2 separate regions of the Homo sapiens genome follow, and region 1 is linked to region 2. The links are chromatin contacts, found by Hi-C or POLR2A ChIA-PET in ENCODE. All regions are on one chromosome and are shown on one strand. The core of a region is the stretch at or near the end of the contact, and the rest is flanking DNA. Distances in the headings are between cores, read along the strand shown. Region 1 overlaps LOC124904638 (a long non-coding RNA gene). Region 2 holds the start of RAVER1 (ribonucleoprotein, PTB binding 1).

Evidence for each region. Hi-C counts contacts between places; a loop is a spot of excess contacts on that map. ChIA-PET counts read pairs that join two places held with the same protein, here RNA polymerase II (POLR2A). Pooled maps may share reads with other maps.
Region 1: a loop to region 2 is called in a pooled map, with 6 times the contacts of the local background. The contact joins the enhancer-like site here to the promoter of RAVER1 in region 2. A Hi-C loop is called at or near these places in 1 of 50 pooled maps. POLR2A ChIA-PET finds 5 or more read pairs at or near these places in 2 of 52 experiments (B cell and GM12878).

The regions. Positions count from the first base shown.
Region 1 is chr19:11,580,600-11,586,159 of GRCh38, forward strand. LOC124904638 (a long non-coding RNA gene) reads left to right here. Exons shown (of 2, transcript XR_007067140.1): 2 at 2,818-3,065. It also overlaps the pseudogene GAPDHP76. Among named protein-coding and RNA genes, the nearest start is that of ACP5, 5.7 kb to the left of the region's middle. RefSeq lists enhancers at 1,185-1,384, 3,286-3,425, 3,436-3,495 and a silencer at 1,520-1,685. Within about 2 kb of position 1,817, at least 3 of the 41 ENCODE cell types and tissues checked have a DNase peak (open chromatin) inside an H3K27ac peak, as active enhancers do.
Region 2 is chr19:10,329,338-10,334,778 of GRCh38, forward strand. It overlaps RAVER1 (ribonucleoprotein, PTB binding 1), which reads right to left and starts at 4,192. Exons shown (of 13, transcript NM_133452.3): 1 at 3,952-4,192; 2 at 1,123-1,189. The coding sequence starts at 4,170. ICAM3 (intercellular adhesion molecule 3) reads right to left here. Exons shown (of 7, transcript NM_002162.5): 5 at 5,191-5,441; 6 at 4,823-5,071; 7 at 4,439-4,722. The coding sequence ends at 4,520. RefSeq lists enhancers at 2,669-3,585, 3,586-4,502, 3,993-4,212, 4,453-4,592, 5,217-5,441 and a silencer at 3,597-3,820.

The sequences.
Region 1 (5,560 bases), core at 567-3,066, 1.2 Mb after region 2:
ACACTTTCTATATTTTTTAAATTGAAAAAGCTGGCCAAGCATGGTGGCTCAGGCCTGTAAACCCAGCCAATGTGGGAGGATCGCTTGAGCCCGGGAGTTCAGGAACAGCCTGGGCATCGTGGCGAGACCACATTGCTACAAAAAAAAAAAAAAAAAAAAAAAAAATTAGCCAGGCATGGTGGTGCACACCTGTGGTTCCATCTACTCAGGAAGCTGAGGTGGAGGATCGCTTGAGCCTGGGAGTTTGAGGCTGCAATAAGCTACGAATGCACCACTGACCTTCAGCCTGGGCAACACAGCTAGACTCTTGTCTCAGAGAGAGAGAGAGAGAGAGAGAGAGAGCACAATGAAAAAAATAAACCTGATCTTGCACAGAGCATGTAATAAAACCTGTGCGTTCTTGGCTATCTCTCTCTGGTCTCCTCCAGGGTGCTGAATAAGCTCTTCTCTCTCCATTCACCCAGGAGAACTCTCTTCTGCTGATTTTCTGTGGAGCTAGATCAGGCTGTGACTCAGAATCTCCCTCCACCTCCACCCTTTCCTATTTTCCCAACACCAGTGTCAATCTCAGATGTCAACAACCCCACGAGTGAGTTCCTCCTGTTGCCAATACATCCAGGTCCTGTTCTCCGCTGCTGTCTCTACCCAATCCCTTCCCTTCCTTCCTCCTGCCAATCCTGCTTTCCCTGTTTCTTGCTCCTCTGACCTCCTCCGCATTGCTTGACTGTCTCAGATACACTCTGGCCTCAGGGTCTTGGCACTTTCTGTTCTCCCTGCCTGGAAGGGTCTTCCTTAGTCAGATACTGAGGTCACCCATTGTGTTCAAGTTCCTTTAATTTATCTGAAATGAGTCTGGGCGTGGTGGCTCACGCCTGTAATCCCAGCACTTTGGGAAGCCAAGCCGGGTGGATCACTTGAGGCCAGGAGTTCGAGACCAGCCTGGCCAACATGGTGAAACCCCATCTCTACTAAAAATACAGAAATTAGCTGGGCGTGGTGGCACAAACCTGTGGTCCCAGCTACTCAGGAGGTCGAGGCAGGAGAATTGCTTGAACCTGGGAGGCGGAGGTTGCAGTGAGCCAAGATCGTGCCACTGTACTCTAGCCTGGGTGACAGAGTGAGACTCTGTCTCAAAAAAAAAAAAAAAAAAAGAAAAAGATAATTTATCTGAAATTATCTGAAATGCACCACCCTGCCCCCATCATTGACTCTCCTGTTGCTGTAGTTTTCTCTGCAGCACTTACCAGTGCTTGAGAAAACCACCCACTCATTTATCTTGCTTTCAGTTTCTCTTGCTTTCAGTCTGTCTTCAGTTAATGAAAGCTTTTTTTTTCTTTCTTTTTTCTTTTTCTAAAACAGAGTCACCCAGGCTGGAGACCAGTGATGCGATCACGGCTCACTGCAGACTCGACCTTCTGGGCTCAGGGGATCCTCCCACACCCCTTGGCCTCCTGGGGATTGAGACTACAGGCACACACCACCACACCCAGCTAATTTTTGTATTTTTTGTAGAGAGAGGGATTTGTCACCTTGTCCAGGCTGCTCTTGAACTCCTGAGTTCAAGCAATCCTCCCAACTCAGCCCCTCAAAGTGCTGGGATTACAGGTGTGAACCACTGCCCCTGGCCTGTTTATTTAAAAAATTAACATTCATTCTCAGTTTATTGGCTAAGTTTAGAAGTAGTATCAGAATGTTTAAGAGAACTTACTGTTCTCCTTTTATTTGTATGTTTGCATTGTAGATTTTTAATAACTGATAAGGACTTCTCAAGGTGTTTGCTTGGTGGAGACATTTAAAAAGATTAAAGAATAGGCCAGGTGCAGTGGCTCATGCCTGTAATCCCAGCACTTTGGGAGGCCGAGGCGGGTGGATCAAGAGGTCAGGAGATCGAGACCATCCTGGCTAACATGGTGAAACCCCATCTCTACTATAAATACAAAAAATTACCTGGGTGTGGTGGCACGTGCCTGTAGTCCCAGCTACTCAGGAGGCTGAGGCAGGAGAATCGCTTGAACCCGGGAGGCAGAGGTTGCAGTGAGCTGAGATCGCACCATTGCACTCTAGCCTGGGTGGTAGAGCAAGACTCTGTCTCAAAAAATAATAATAATAAATTAAAAGATTAAAGAATAAGCTGGCACAGTGGCTCACACCTGTCATCCCAACACTTTTTGTAGAGACCTCATCTCTTAAAAATAAAATTAGCTGGGCGTGGTTGTGTGCACCTGTAGCCCAGCTACTCAGGAGGCTGAGGTGGGAGCATTGCTCAGGAGGTCGAGGCTGCAGTGAGCCATGATTGCACCACTGCACTCCAGTCTGGGTGACAGAGCTGATACACTGTCTCTAAAAAATAATAATAATTGACCGGGCGCAGTGGCTCACGCCTGTAATCCCATCACTTTGGGAGGCCGAGGCGGGCGGATCACGAGGTCAGGAGATCGAGAGCAACATGGCTAACACGGTGAAACCCCGTCTCTACTAAAAATACAAAAAAATTAGCTGGGCGTGGTGGTGGGCGCCTGTAGTCCCAGCTACTCGGGAGGCTGAGGCAGGAGAATGGCATGAACCTGGGAGGTGGAGCTTGCAGTGAGCCAAGATCGCGCCACTGCACTCCATCCGGCTTGGGTGACAGAGCGAGACTCCATCTCAAAAAAAAAATTAATAATAATAATTATTATTATAGTAGTAAAAGAGTATAGAATAAAATGCATCACACTTATAAAATGTAAAATGTTAATTTCAATCCACTAAACTTATAAACGGACCCAAATATGCATCCAATGACCTCTTAAAGTGATATTTCTTTTTCTTTTTGTTGAGATGGAGTCTCACTCACTCTGTCACCCAAGCTGGAGCGCAGTGGTGTGATCTTCAGCTCGTCCCAACCTCCGTCTCCCAGGTTCAAGCGATTCTCCTGACCTCAAGTGATCCGTCTGCCTTGGCATCCCAAAGTGCTGGGATTACAGGCCTGAGGCCAGGCCCTGAATTAATTTTTTGATGTTTCACTTTGCCAGGTGTATAAGTAACATGTTAGTTGTGATTGTAACTAAATAAAGGCTTAAGGGAAACCGTGTTTCTAAATTTCTAAATTGACTACACATTTACAAAGGAACCCACAAAGATGGATTTTTGGGCCGGGCGCAGTGGCTCACGCCTGTAATCCCAGCACTTTGGGAGGCTGAGGCAGACAGATTGCCTGAGTTCAGGAGTTCAAGATCAGCCTAGGCAACAAGGTGAAACCCTTTCTCTACTAAAATACAAAAAAATTAGCTGGGCATGGCAGCGAGCACCTGTAATCCCAGCTACTTGGGAGGCTGAGGCCGGAGAATTGCTTGAACCAGGGAGGCAGAGGTTGCAGTGAGTCGAGATCACACCACCGCACTCCAGCCTGGGCAACACAGTGAGACTCGATCTTAAAAAAAAAAAAAAAAGATGGACTTTTTCGGGGCCCCAAGGCTTCAAAATTCAAAATGCTGTCATGAGTTAGTTTGATTTGAGGAACCAAAAATTGGCTTTTGTGGCTGGAGCAGAGTGAGCAAGGGGGAAGTGAATCCGGAAGGTTGAGTCTGCAAGGTCAAGGGCAAGGAACAGAGAAGGGTGTGGGTGGGGCAGGTTGCGTGTGCTCTTGGGGGCTGCAGGGAAGGGGGCTTTTATCTGGGTAAGGTGGGAGCCACAGAGGGTTCTGATCAGAGGGACAGATCTGACTTAGATTTTGCATGATGTCCCCCAGCTGTGGGCTGCGGGGCATGGGCTGCTGAATAGGTGGTTTAGGTGGGCAAAGATGGGTCATGGTGCCCCCTACCCTTTAAAAATTAAAAGACAGGGCCAGGAGCAGTGGCTCACGCCTGTAATCCCAGCACTTTGGGAGGCTGAGGTGGGCGGATCACCTGAGGTCAGGTGTTTGAGACCAGCCTGACCAACAAGGTGAAACCCCATCTCTACTAAAAATACAAAAAAAATTAGCTGGGCGTGGTGGCAGCCACCTGTAATCCCAGCTACTCGGGAGGCTGAGGCAGGAGAATCGCTTGAACCCGGGAAGCAGAGGTTGCAGTGAGCCAAGATCGTGCCACTGCACTCCAGCCTGGGCGACAAGAGCAAGACTGTCTCAAATAATAATAATAGGCCGGGTGTGGTGGCTCACACCTGTAATCCCAGCACTTTGGGAGGTTGAGGTGGGTGGATCACTGGAGCCCAGGAGTTTGAGACAAGCCTGGGTGACACAGTGAGACCCCATCTAAATTATTATTATTATTATTATTTGAGACAGAGTCTTGCTCCATCACCCAGGCTGGAGTGCAGTGGCGCGATCTTGGCTCACTGCAAGCTCCGCCTCCCGGGTTCACGCCATTCTCCTGCCTCAGCCTCCCAAGTAGCTGGGACTACAGGTGCCCGCCACCACGCCCAGCTAATTTTTTGTATTTTTTAGTAGAGACGGGGTTTCACCATGTTAGTAAGGATGGTCTGGATCTCCTGACCTTGTGATCCGCCTGCCTTGGCCTCCCAAGGTGCTGGGATTACAGGCGTGAGCCACCATGCCCAGCCTGAATTTTTTTTCTTAAAGATTAAAAAGGCAGAGCCTCTCTGCTCCTCCCATTTGACAGACAGCCACATCTTTTCATGCAGTGAAAAAGGCATGTCCCCGAGACACCGTGGTGAAAGTGAAGACAGGAGTAAATGGATTTGGCCATATTGGGTGCCTGGTCACCAGGGCACCAGAGCTGCTTTTAACTCTGGCAGAATGGATGTTGTCACCTCAATGACCCCTTCATTGACCTCAACTACATGGTCTACATGTTCCAATATGATTCTACCCACGGCAAGTTCCGCGGCACCATCAAAGCTGAGAAGTGGGCTGGGTGTGGTGGCTCATGCTTGTAATCTCAGCTACTTAGGAGGTTGAGGTGGGAGGATCACTTGAGACCAGGAGTTCAGGACCAGCCTAGGCAACATAGGGAGATCCTCTCTCTCTTAAAAAAAAAAAAAAAGAAAAGAAAAGACTGAGAAAGAGAAGGGAAGCTTGTCATCAATAGGAAATGGGAATCTCATCCCCATCTTCTAGAAGCCAGATCCCAGCAAAATCAAATTGGGTGACGATGCTGGCACTGGTTATGTCATGGAGTCCACCAGCAGCATCTTCACGACCATGGGGAAGGCTGGGGCTCGCTTAGGATGGGCAGCCAAAGGGATCACCATCTCTGCCCCCTCTGCCCATGCCCCCATGTTTGTGATGGACATGAACCATGAGAGATACAAAAACCTCATGATCGTCAGCAATGCCTCCTGCACCACCAACTGCTTACCCTCCGGCCAAGGTCATCCGTGACAACGTTTTTTTTTGGTTTGGTTTGGTTTTCTTTCTTTCTTTTTTCTTTTTTTGTTTTAAATAGGGATGGAGGCCAGGTGCAGTGACTCATGCCTGTAATCCCAACACTTTGGGAAGCTGCGGTTGGAGGATCACTTGAGCCTAGGAGTTCAAGACCAGCCTGGCCAACATAGCAAGACTCTGTCTCTACAAAAAGTTTAAAAAAATTATCCAGGCATGGTGGGGTGTATCTGTAGTCCC
Region 2 (5,441 bases), core at 2,942-5,441:
ACAGCAGCGCTCACCAACTGTGGGCCTGGCTCTGTCCTAAGAACGCTGTGGGTCACTCGGGTGATACCAAGGGCAGTGGTTAAGCCCATGCTCACTGGGGCCCAGATTTAAGCCCCAAGCCCCAGGTGGCTTTGGGGGTATCAGTTTCCTCATCTCTCAAATGGATATAACTTAATCATCACAATCACCATTTTGCCAGAGAGGAAACGGGCCCAGAGCAGCACCCCTGTGCCCCGAGTAGGGGAGCCTGGACTTGAACCCAGGCAGCCGGACTCCAGAGGCCCACTCTACACACTGCCCACCCCTGCCACCTTTCCAGGCCACCAGTGCCCCTGAACCCTGCTGCCACGTGCTGCCCCAGATTTGCGATCCACCCAGCGGCCGCAGGAAGCTTTGTTCAAAACGATCACGCCACATCCATCTTGTGGCTTCTAGCTGCAGGGTGCAGTGCAGCCTGTGCGGGCTCGCTGACCTCCCCTCCCATCTCACCGCTGCCACCCGGACCACGCCAGGCACACTCCAGAGGGGCCTTTGCAGCTGCTGTTTCTTGAGCATGGAACACTGAGCCCCACCTCCTCACCTGGTTAACCTGGACCCACCCAGGTAGAAACCCTGTCTCTACTAAAAATACAAAAATTAGCCGGGCATGGTGGCACATGCCTGTAATCCCAGCTACTCGGGAGGCTGAAGCAGGGGAATGGGCTGAACCCAGGAGGCGGAGGTTGCAGCGAGCCGAGCTCGCGCCACTGCACTCCAGCCTGGCGACAGAGCAAGACTCCATCTCAAAAAAAAAAAAAAAAAGACCACACAAGCAGGGGTGACTGGCTGAGTGAGGCAAGAGGGGTAAGAAGAGAATGAACCCACGGCCAAACGTTGTCAAGAATTAGCTCAATGCCAAGCGAGTGGAGTAGGAAGAGAATCAGCCCGATGCCCAGTGTTCTCCAAGGAGAACATGAAGGCTGTCCCAAGATGACAGGATGACAGGCAGATTGGGGCAACCTGCCATGTTGGCCTGGGGGGCAATACTGGGCCTGAAGCTCAGAGCAGCAGACAGTGAGCCAGGCCCTCCCATCTTCAGGGATGGTCACTCCCTGCCCTGGCCCGCCCCATGGCCCCACAAACCTGTCCCTTTGTATTTGTCCACAAAACAGTATTTGAGCTCATAGTCACTGAGCAGGTCATGTACTTCCTGTGGAGATACAAGACAAAAGACAGGGAGTTACTGGAGATGGAAGGGGGCAACCCAGTGCCGCTTCATAGCTGCCACCAGCTATGAAGGCAGGTCAATTACCACCCCCCATTTTACCAATGAGGAAACTGAGGCTCGATGCAGTAATTTTGTCAAGGTCATTCTGCTCATACCTGGCAGAGATGGGATTCAGAACCTAGCTGCAGACTGTGCTATTACCCAGGCAACATGCTCTTAGAGGGTATACCTTTAGCTGGCTGGGCGGGGTGGCTCACGCTTATAATCCCAGCATTTTGGGAGGCCGAGGCGGGTGAATCACCTGAGGTCAGGAGTTCGAGACCAGCCTGGCCAACATGGTGAAACCTTGTCTCTACTAAAAATACAAAAATTAGCCAGGAGTGGTGGCGCACACCTGTAATCCTAGCTACTCGGGAGGCTGAGGTAGGAGAACTGCTTGCACCCAGGAGGCAGAGGTTGCAGTGTGCCACTGCACTCCAGCCTGGGTGACAAAGGGAGACACTGTCAACAACAATAACAACAAGGCCGGGCGCGGTGGCTCACGCCTGTAATCCCAGCACTTTGGGAGGCCGAGGCGGGTGGATCACGAGGTCAGGAGATCGAGACCATCCTGGCTAACAAGGTGAAACCCCGTCTCTACTAAAAATACAAAAAAATTAGCCGGGCGCGGTGGCAGGCGCCTGTATTCCCAGCTACTCGGGAGGCTGAGGCAGGAGAATGGCGTGAACCCGGGAAGCAGAGCTTGCAGTGAGCCGAGATTGCGCCACTGCAGTCCGCAGTCCAGCCTGGGCGACAGAGCGAGACTCCGTCTCAAAAAAAAAAAAAAAAAAAAAAAAAAATAACAACAACAAAAAAAAAAAAAAAAAAAGAGGCCGGGCTCACGCCTGTAATTCCAGCACTTTGGAGGCTGAGGCAGGCGGGTCACAAGATCAAGAGATCGAGACCATCCTGGCCAGGAAGGTGAAACCCCATCTCTACTAAAAATACAAAAATCAGCTGGCTGTGGTGGCGTGCACCTGTAGTCCTAGCTACTCGGGAGACTGAGGCAAGACAATTGCTTGAACCCGAGGGGTGAAGGTTGCAGTGAGCAGACATCAAGCCACTGCACTCTAGCCTGGCGACAGAGTGAGACTCCGTCTCAAAAAAAAAAAAAAAAAAAAAAAGAGTATGCCTTTAGGGAAGCCATTTAACCTGCATGAACCTCCTTTTGCAAGATTCACTGTTTCCAACAACTCTGTAAGTGAAGTATTAACAAACTCATGTTGTATATGAGAAAACTTAGGCTAGGAGAAGTGAAGAGATCTGCTGGAGGCCATGCAGTTGGGCAGCGCAGCCACCCATGGGTACCTGACTGGGGAGCCCACCTTCTAGTAAGCCCCACGTTGTGTGGGTTCACATGCCTCCCAATTTCCTCCTGCTGATAAAGCTGCCCTCTTCCAAGCCAGCTCATTTATTTTTCTTTTTTTTAGAGATAGTGTCTTGTTCTGTCACCTAGGCTAGAGTGTAGTAGCACAATCATAGCTCACTGCAGCCTCAACCTCCTAGGCTCAAGTGATCCTCCCACCTCAGCCTCCTGCGTAGCTGGGACTACAGGCACGCACCACCATGCCTGGCTAATTTTTAAAAATTTTTTGTAGAGATGAGGGTTTCACTATACCGCCCAGGCTAGTCTCGAACCCTTGGGCTCAATACAGCCTCTTGCCTCAGCCTCTCAAAGTGCTGGGATTAAAGGGATGAGCCACCATGCCCAGCCTCTCAAGCCAGCTTTGAAGGCAAAGTGCTGGCGCCTGCTGGGACCAGACACACTGTGCATCTTGCAGGAGAGACAATGTGTTCCCAGCTGAGAGACTGCAGACACTGAGAGGAAGACCCAGAAAGAAACCTGACCATCCTTAATGATCCCTGTCCCGATCTGTCCCCAAATTCAGCCCCTCCCAACATCCCTGGGGTTCCACTAGCCACGTGCCCACCCGGTGTGCTGGTGGGCCGGAGAGCAGGGAATCTCAGCAGCAGGAAGCGAGAACCTATTTCACCGCCATAGGGCAGGGCAGTATAGATGCCATTTCCCTGGGTCCAAAGAGCATTGGGAAGCGCTGCCCCATGCTGGCCCCATGAGAAGGGCACTCCTAGCAGGAAGATTAGCCACGAGGGGCTCCATAGAACACAGGCCTCGCTTCCTTCCTGTAGGTCTGTAGGCTGGTGGCAGAAGACCCCATTTTCCCAAATTAATCCTGAGGTTTTGGGGGCTGAGACCCAGGGGCTGCTGTTAACTTCCGGATTTATCTCTGAGAGCAGTGAATAAACGCGTGATATGGAGGGGCGTACTCTCCGCAGTCCTGAAACTTCTGGATGTGAGGTCCCGCCACCCTGTGGTAGAGTGGGTGGAGAAAAGCATCATCCAAGCAGGGGGCAACTGGTGGTCCAATGTACCAGCCCATTCACAATTCCCCAACAGGACCAAAGCTGTCCGCCCCCTTCCATTCCCCGCCCGCTTCCATCACTTGGTGTCGCCCAAGCCTGTGGTCGCCCCTAGCAACGCCCTCCCTCACTTCGCAGTCGGTTTCCCCTTTCATCATCGCCCCCCCACGTCCCGCTCTTGGTCTCTCCCGATCCCGCGTGGATCCGGTGCTTGGGCGCCCCCGCCAACGACCCCCGCGCACCTCAGCGTTGGTGTCGCCCGGTTCCCCCCGCGCACGCGCACCGTGGTATTTCCCGCCACGCTCCTACACCGCCCCCCCCAATACCTGGTTGGTCACGTCCCCCGGGAGGCCCCGGATCAGTATCTTGCGGCGGTTACGGAACTGGCGCTCGGTGTGTTCCAGGCGTTTCCGGATCTCTTCTGGATCTAGAGGCGGCAGCTCTTCTTCCGGCGCCCGGCGCTCCGCGGCATCGCCGGCTTCGACTTCGGCCCCAGACTTAGGGCTCAGCGGGGGCCGGTGAGTAACGGACACGTCCGCCGCCATCTTGGGAAACCCGGCGCCTTCTGGGACCAGCGAGCCGGGGCGGAGCGGCATAGAGCGGCAACGAGGGCGCGCCCGTCGATTGGCTGGGAGAAACCCCACCTCCTTCCCGCCCCCCTTGCCCCGTTGGCTAAGCCCCAGCCCACCTCTCAAGAGTTCAAGCTGCGTCTGCGCGCCACAGGCCCCGCCCCCTTCCGTCGCAGCGACGCTACTCAGTGGATGTGCACCTGGGTGGGAGAGACTTGCAGCGCGGGTGGAATCAAACCACAGATTAGGGAGTTTGAAGGCTTTATTGGTGCGGAATCTGAGGGCACAGCCAAGCCCCCGCCAACTTTGATCCCGGATCCCAGCGTCACTCAGCTCTGGACGGTTCTTCCCCCATTGCTTCTGTCGGCTGCATAGACGTGAGGGGCAGATAGGTGCTCTCCTCCCTAACATGGTAACTGCCGCTCCGTTGGTGCTCCCTGAAGACGTACATTAAGGCCAGTACGATAGTCACCACGCCCAGGGTCAGTAACACCGCCACGAAGACGGGGACAAAGTGGGAGCTCCCAGCTGTGCAGAGAAAGCGCTAAGTCAATATGCGTCCCTTCTGTCTCCAACCCCCCCGCCCCCCGGCTTACCGGTCCAGACCCGCAGCCCCGTGTTAGCTCACCCTCAATGTCCATCACCACGACCAGGGTGTATTTGCCTCGTGAGCTGGACGCTTGGCACTGATAAGTACCATTATGTGTTACGTTGACGAAGAACGGGATCCCCACCGGCACCTCCCGGCTGGAGCCTTCCTTCAAACACCGCAGCTCGGGGTACGGGTTGCCCCTGGCTTGGCACTGCAGGACGTGTCTCGTTTTATCTTTCCATTTCAAGTGCTGGGGGCATGTGGCTCGGTCAATTTTGGGACCATCTGTGGAACCACCATGTGTGATCAGACACCCAACACACCCGAGGCACAGTGGTGCAGAGGAGCGTCTAATCTTTCCAGGGCAGGGGTGGAGGGATTAAAGGTCAGGGTGACCGACTCACACAGGACTCGCAGCTGGACGCTACTGTTCCTGTGCAAGAACTCGCCGTCCACCTCGAGAGTGGCACTGCAGAAGAAGCTGCGTCCGTCGTCACTCTCGGTAGCATTTAGCTGAAGTTGAGCTGGCTGCCCCGGGGCCGCGGCCGGAACTCCGTCCAGCGTGACCTGGACTCGAGCCCCAGCCATGCAACTCACGGTCACTGTGGACCCCTCATGGGCGGTGGGCTCGCTGAGGTTCACAATGGGTCCTAGG